Linked DNA regions of Homo sapiens: region 1 is linked to region 2. The links are chromatin contacts, found by Hi-C or POLR2A ChIA-PET in ENCODE. All regions are on one chromosome and are shown on one strand. Each heading gives the region's core, a stretch centred on a gene start or an enhancer-like site at or near the end of the contact. The rest is flanking DNA. Distances are from core to core; before and after follow the strand shown.

The links. A loop is a pair of places that touch in the nucleus more often than their neighbours do. ChIA-PET counts read pairs that join two places held with the same protein, here RNA polymerase II (POLR2A). Pooled maps may share reads with other maps.
Region 1: a map of left cardiac atrium shows a loop between it and region 2 (3-fold over the local background). The contact joins two enhancer-like sites. A Hi-C loop is called at or near these places in 42 of 168 maps with a recorded cell type or tissue (Caco-2, GM12878, GM23248 and 25 more), 3 of 37 single-sample maps with no recorded cell type and 28 of 50 pooled maps. POLR2A ChIA-PET finds 5 or more read pairs at or near these places in 2 of 52 experiments (AG04450 and BJ).

Annotation. Positions count from the first base shown.
Region 1 is chr10:76,557,396-76,560,776 of GRCh38, forward strand. It overlaps LRMDA (leucine rich melanocyte differentiation associated), which reads left to right. Exons shown (of 7, transcript NM_001305581.2): 7 at 1-2,773. Among named protein-coding and RNA genes, the nearest start is that of KCNMA1-AS1, 330 kb to the right of the region's middle. Within about 2 kb of position 1,401, at least 7 of the 41 ENCODE cell types and tissues checked have a DNase peak (open chromatin) inside an H3K27ac peak, as active enhancers do; they include ascending aorta, where a contact is called at or near this core.
Region 2 is chr10:76,308,792-76,312,364 of GRCh38, forward strand. The region is part of intron 5 of LRMDA (leucine rich melanocyte differentiation associated); the gene reads left to right. All of the region lies in intron 2 of LOC112268057 (a long non-coding RNA gene), which reads right to left. Among named protein-coding and RNA genes, the nearest start is that of KCNMA1-AS1, 580 kb to the right of the region's middle. Within about 2 kb of position 1,498, at least 4 of the 41 ENCODE cell types and tissues checked have a DNase peak (open chromatin) inside an H3K27ac peak, as active enhancers do; they include ascending aorta, where a contact is called at or near this core.

The DNA.
Region 1 (3,381 bases), core at 151-2,650, 250 kb after region 2:
TGGGAAAAGCTATGACTTCAGCTTTTGGTACCTTCCGCTGACTTTGCCAGGCCTGTCAAGATGATCCTTCTGCCTTAGACTGAGTGGTCACATAGAGATTGACATGATTGCCCTTAAGCAGGTCTCATCCACCAGGGTGACAGACAGCGGTGGCAAAGCAACAGGGCTGACAGCATGAACACCATGATAGATTGCCTGGTCCTGCCACTGCTCACAGGGGAGCAGAGGTCACACCTGGGGCCTCCCTGGACATGCTCAGTGGCTGCAGTCAAGTGAGAAAGACTGTCCTCAGCTCGCCTATTGAATTGAAATCCCTCTGATACCATCGTGCTGTGGGCTTATTTTTAGTGAAATAGTCACAGTTTAGGGGATGGCCATTCTCCCTCACTCCTTTTAAATCTTAACGTCCTGTATTCTGCATATACATAGCTCCCGTCTCTTCCCCTCCACCTTCCTTTAGCATCGATTTTATGACAGGTGGTGCATTTCAGTTTGCAGTTTTTCGGAGAACAAGGTATAACTTCCCAGCCAGGTCATACATTTATGGCTGGCTTCATGTTGCTACAATCCCTTTATTGGCGTAAATAGCTTTCCCTAAATCCCTGACTACAAAAGCGTGGACTTTTATCTTGTTTCATTCAACTCTAAATCCACTTCTTGCCCTGAATATGATGCAGTGTAAGGCATAAGGCATCTTTCTCAGCATGAGGGTTTGGTTGCACCAGGGACTCTTATTTATTAATTTATTTTTAACCGTACACACTTCCAGTGATGCCTGTGGCCATACTTGTGCGTGGGGCTGGCTTGCTCCTTTGGGTGCTATTTAAAGGGAGTGAGGTGATGAAAGATAGAGTGAAGGGTCAGGAGGTTAAAAAACAAAATTAAGACTGTTGAAAACACCCACCAGACCAAAGAGTTTTTATAGAAGGCACAAACCTTTTGGATTTTGCATCTTTGTCATGACCTCTCAGAAATCAAATCCACAGGTTGTGAGACAGTGCTCTGTCTTCCTGTATGCTTGGCTGTGCACTAGCACTAATGTCACAAGGAACATAAGTGTGATCATTGCTAGTTGGGTGACTCAAAGTTTATCTAACTTGCTGGTGCACCAGTCAAATCACTCTAGAAGATGTTCAAAAGGTTGATTGATTGTTCTTGACACGATAGTGTTTATTTTTCTGCTTCTTCCATTTAGACCAAGTGTTCATTGTCCTCCCAGTATTAGGTCAGTTTGATGACAGCAAAACCTGAAAGAGAATCCCTCCAAGTTATAGATACTGAGGGACTAGGAGCTGCTATTGTAAAACTATGGGGACTCAGAATCCCTAAGCTGCCCAAGGAGAACCTACTTTCTCAGCTCTAGCCCGTTTACATAGCCTCTGGCCCACTGAGTCAACACAGGCCTTGAATGACATGTATTGAGGCTGGCAGGAGTCCCTGTTTGAGATTACACAACCTTTGTTAATCAGTTCTTTAGACAAGTTAACATTAAAATCCTCAAAACCATGAAAAATTGGAGAATGTTGAATGTTTGCATTTATCTCTCAAATCCATTAGTAACTGGATTTGAGTACCTTTTCTCTGTTTGATCTACAAAACAGCACTGGAAAAATGCTTTAAATTATCTGCATTTGGTCCCACCCTGGGTCATTGTTTAGAAGCATCAACACATGTTTTCTCCCTGGCATAATATGGGCAGCCAGAATTCTGTGCAAGGGCAGCTAGACGAGTCAGATGTCATATCCAATCTAGCCACACATATATCCTTGTCTTTATAAAAGGCTTTAACCCTGCCTCAAACAATAAAAAAGCACTTGTGAACTGACCACAGAATTTTTCCATCTTTATTTTTCTTACTTGTTTACTTTTTTTAATGTCAGAACCATTTGTATCATGCGCAGGAATGTCTCCCTCAATGTGAGCTTTGGAGGCAAAACATATTTTTGGAGTGAGTTATTGACCACATTGTTTCCCTCTCTTTGGGTTGTTTATTTTCTTCCAGAATGGTGTAATAACTTTAATTAAGATTAGCTTTAATTATAAATTACCTAAAGGCCATCACTAAGGTATATTCATCTTATTGATAGAATTATAGTCAGCTTTGTTTCTCTTAAGCAGGGATAGTGATAATGAAGTGCTGGGTTGGTTACAGTTCCACTGTGTGTTAACCAAAATTTGCTGTGCTAGAGCTAGACTTTGGTCTGAATTGGCAGAGGTAGAACCCATGTTGCATGTTTATCCTAAATCTGTAGGAATTTCCCAAACCTTGTTTTTCAAAGTTGAGAAGTAGAAAGTAATAAATTCAATCAGGGCCCAGACATGTTTTGTACCCCCTTTACCCTTTGGTCTTTCTTCCTTTTATCCTATTCCACTGAGCTTGTTCTTTGGGGATTGTGGTGCCTGACATCACTGTCTTTCCTCCCCTAGGACACTGACTTGAGTGGAGAGACCTCGGCAATTCAAGGCTGTCCTGCAGCTCTCTGTTGCCTCAGCAATGTCAGGACGACTGTCTCTTTCCTAAGTAACATAATTTTAAAGAACAATTTGTTCCTCAGGGAATAATGTCTTGGATTGTGGGGAATCCTATTAAAAGTACAACTATTGCAGTCATTTGCTTTTACTTTTACCAGCCTCACTCATAAACCCTCCATCTGTTTGTTGCTTTAAATAGAAGCACATTATAAGAGATTATCACTTGATCAGGCTGCATGTCTGAGTGTTGTGTGTTTTCACATACTCATGTATACTAAGGAATAAAAGAAAGCAAACCACAGATTCTGGATGAAAGGATTTTTCATTTGTTTGTGTGTGTGTGTGTGTGTGTGTGCATGTGTGTGTTTCCAGCGGAGATGTATCTTGTACATTTTCAAGGGAAAAATGTCTTTCTTGCTGTTTTCAAGAAATAACCTGGCTGTCTTTCTTCTTTTCTTTGTTAACATGCAGACCAAAAACAATCCACAGGACCCTTTTCATCAAAACAATAATGGTGTTTAGTACTTGCTACTTGCAAGGGCAGCCTAAATCAGGTCTGTGTGGCTGCAACACAGGTAATGCCCAGCGTGGACACAATAGTACCCATTGAGACTCTTCCCTGCTGTCCATCATTGTAGCTGATCCAATGTGACCTTTGACCACTTGCTTCTTCCGGTTCTGTTTCCAGGAAGAAACCTTCACTGAAGAAGGGCGCTACCATTACTCGATTCTCTCTAAGTTGTTCAAATACCATGCAGGAAACTGACTGTTATGAGTAAGACCTGGAAAGGAAAATGACACCAGAGAAGCACAAAGAATGTTGATTACCTGTTTATATGACAACTGGACCATCGGCTTGTGGTACAGTGTTGTGTATTACTTCTTCTAATGCATCAGCAACCCCTCAAA
Region 2 (3,573 bases), core at 248-2,747:
TAATTTCTAAGTCACTTGGCCTGGTGACATATATGTTGGGAGTTAGGAAAGTCAGTGTGCGGCTTCTCTACCATCCCAGGCGCTGCAGTCAAACAAATCAATTCAGCCTTCAGAGGGGCATCCATTGCCTTGTGATTATGTTTGTGTAAAGTCTTGGGGTCTTTGATCAAAGAATGGCATTTCAGGCCAGTCCCTAATCCTCACTGCCTTAAGATGTTTAAATGGGTTAAAAAAAAAAAAGTTGATAACAGCTGGGATTTAAATTTGCCTTTGCCCAGCTTTTGTTTTGAAAGGACTTCTATTATCCGTGGCTTCCCTTTTCGAGGCAAAGATGGATCATTGGGTAAACCAAAAAGGGAAAGAGGATATGGGAGGAAATGGGCGGGGACTCTGAATTAATCTTCTGAGGAAGAATGTTTGATCAGCGGGGAGGAGGGGATGAAAACCTCTGATGCTGACAGCAGGCACCTTTCTGATGAGGGTGTGATTGGCACCTTTGAAGCTTCAGTCAGGAGCCAGTGTCCAGTGGGTCAGAGCTTCCTCTGTCTGTGGGTGGTGGAGGTAATAATGAGGCAACTGGAAGGATTAATTGCGGACAAGCAGCAGGATTACGAGGAGGGCTTCTCAGCTCCAAAAGGAACAGTTCGAGGAAAGCCTCTGATCTGTCAGCCTTAGAGGAAATTAGTGGGAGCAGACTCGAGCAGGCTTAAAAAAAGGCATTTAGGATATTAAAGCGAAATGTGAAGAGGATATTAAAATAGGGCAAAAGGGCAAGGAGCGCTGATCTTGAAAGGCGGGTGTCTCCCTCTTATTACTAGGAATTTCCAAGTTTTGCCCAGATTTCACAGACACCTTATTTTTACAGTCCAGCAGAGAGATTTTACTTGCATTGCAACAAGTTAGGGGAGGGTCAGACTGGATTTGAGGTGGCACCCAAGGTCCTGTACAAAACTTGTTTGCTGTCCACCCTCTGGCAGTTTCAGAAGCTCCTGAAACTAAGGCTCCTGGTATAATTTTACAACAAGCCAGCGCATTACTGACATCCTATCTGCATTAGCTATCTGTTGTATGTTTTACTTCTTACCCTTCTGGTTCAAGTCTGGATGCTGCCAATAAATCCTGTGTTACCATTAAAGAGGCCATTCATCACGCTTCCTAATGCGATTAATCAAGATACACCACAGTACCCTTAAAATGAGATCATTTTGATAAATCATGTATGACATGAAAAGACTTTATTCCTTTTAAGTGCAATTTAGACTGTAATTTTTTTCCTCATTTATGATTCATGGGAGAAACATGGATAAAATTCCCTTGCACAGTTACACCTTATCTACAGCAATAACTCAAAACTGCTTTTAGATGAAAATTCAGGGTCTTATTCACCAAAGCTGAATGCCAGCTCATTATTTTCTGGCGTTCAGTAGTCCAAAAATAATGTCCGCACATTAAGCGGCATTCTCAAAAAAGTTGGAATTGGCCAGGCTCCAGGCACATCAATTACACTCCATCATCCTTAATAAGGAAGAAATATCAGATGTCCTCTTGGAGGTTTTTTGAATCAGTAATGCTCAGCCTTTACCTTCCCAATTTAGAATGATTGGGAAACAAAAATGGTAGTAACAAAAAAAGTATGGGAATTTCAGGGCCTTTACATGACTCTTCTCCTGTTGCATAAGTCTCAAAAGAGGTATTTTTTCCCTCCCATGCGGTTCATGCTTCCTTTTCCATTCCCCTTTTCTCATTTCACAAAGGAAACTACCATTTTGTTAGGTCTGAGTTTTGTTTCTAAGCTGCTGTATCTGTGATGCAGGCTTTCCCCTCACAGCTGTCACAATAATTTGGGAAACGATATTCATAACCTCCAATAGAAAAATAATTTGAAAATGTGCCTTCTGGTGAGATCCATCAAGTTTAAGGCCATATTTTTGGTTAAAAGGGAGACACTGATGCTATTCATTAAACTGAAAAATGGCTTGTTTTCCACTAATATTGAAATAAACTCTGGATGAATGTTAAGTCATGCTGGCATGCACTCTTATTGAAAGCAAAAGGAAAACACAGATATATTTAATTTGGACATGTAAAGTCAACAGAGTTTTAGGTCTTTCATGAGAAAGGGAATCAGGAAGATTGGCTGAAACAAATGTGAACAATTAGAAGTTCATTTGCCTCTTGCAAAGAGTGAGAGCATTTAAAGAGGGATTCAGTGTCTGAGAACTATAGACTCACTTGCATTTTTTTTTCAACCCCTGGTACCTATGAATAAAGAAATAAAGACTTGATCAACATGTAATTTATTTCCCTGCTGTTCTTAGAGATTCATTTGGGAAGCAGAACAAAAGCCAGTATTTGACTCTGTTTTTAAGTAACCCAAGAATGCACACGTATCCTATTCATGCCCACTTAACATAAATGCAGCAAAACTCAAGTTTATTTGGGTTATCACATTTATGCTAATGCTCTGTACTTTAATCGGATAGAAACTGACATAAAACAAAAGTTCCTTGCATATTATTCACACATTTAAATGAAATTTCCTGTGCTTTTAATTTTTTCTAATATGAAGAGTCAATTAAGAATCTAAGGCCATTAAGGCTGCACTTGCCTTGTTTAGGTTTCCATTTCACATTTATGACTTTCTATTTTTGTGAAAAAAGATCTGTAAATTTGAAAAATATGCACGTATCTCATTAAAAAAGTTTCCCAGCTCTAGCAACACTCAGCAAATCTCCAAAGAATGCAAGTTTAAAACATAAATATTTTAAGGCCCCATAAAATTGGCAGTAAATATTTTTCCCCCTTTAATACCATGTTCATTTCATTCCAATTTACTACCACGATTATATTTTCCAAAGCGGCTTTTAATACAATACACAATTATTTCATATGGGGTTGGGTAGGTCGCCTCATTAAGCCTGCAAAGATCAGGCCTCTTGTGATCCCCACAAATATACTTGCATTTACTCCTAATTAAAATGGCCCTCTTAAATTGTCTCAAGTTCATTAATATAAATAAGAAGCTAAGCAAAATAGCCACAGTTGAACAGTTAGCAGGGCAAGATGACCAGGTCCCCAAACCTCACACAGAGCAGACTGTGGTATGTATGCAGTGGTGCCCTGCCACCTGTTGGCTCTGCTTACACATAACAGGGTATTGATGTCCCTCATGGTGGTGCAGTAACCCTCTCTGACCCCTATCCCTAGTTCATCATCCCCAAGAGAAAAGAAGAGGCCTTTGAGAATCCCAGGCCTCCTGATTTCCCCCATCATTCATTTCCTTGGCTACATGTTTCTCCTGCTAATGCTAAAAATTTATGGCTGAGCACATTAAGGGCAGTGCGAGTCCTTCCCTACTTCTGGATTATATCAGAGTTTCCTGTCATAAGGAAATCCAAGATGTGTCCTCAGCTGATTGCATGTGACAGTGTCTGCTTATATCTCAGGAATCTGAGGCATGATGGATAAACTGTCAGTTTTGAAGGATGATATTTTCTCCATATTTCCATTATGAACTGGGCTGTCATCTCCTAATAAATTTCTTGCATTGGTATCAATTTATTTTTACAAGCA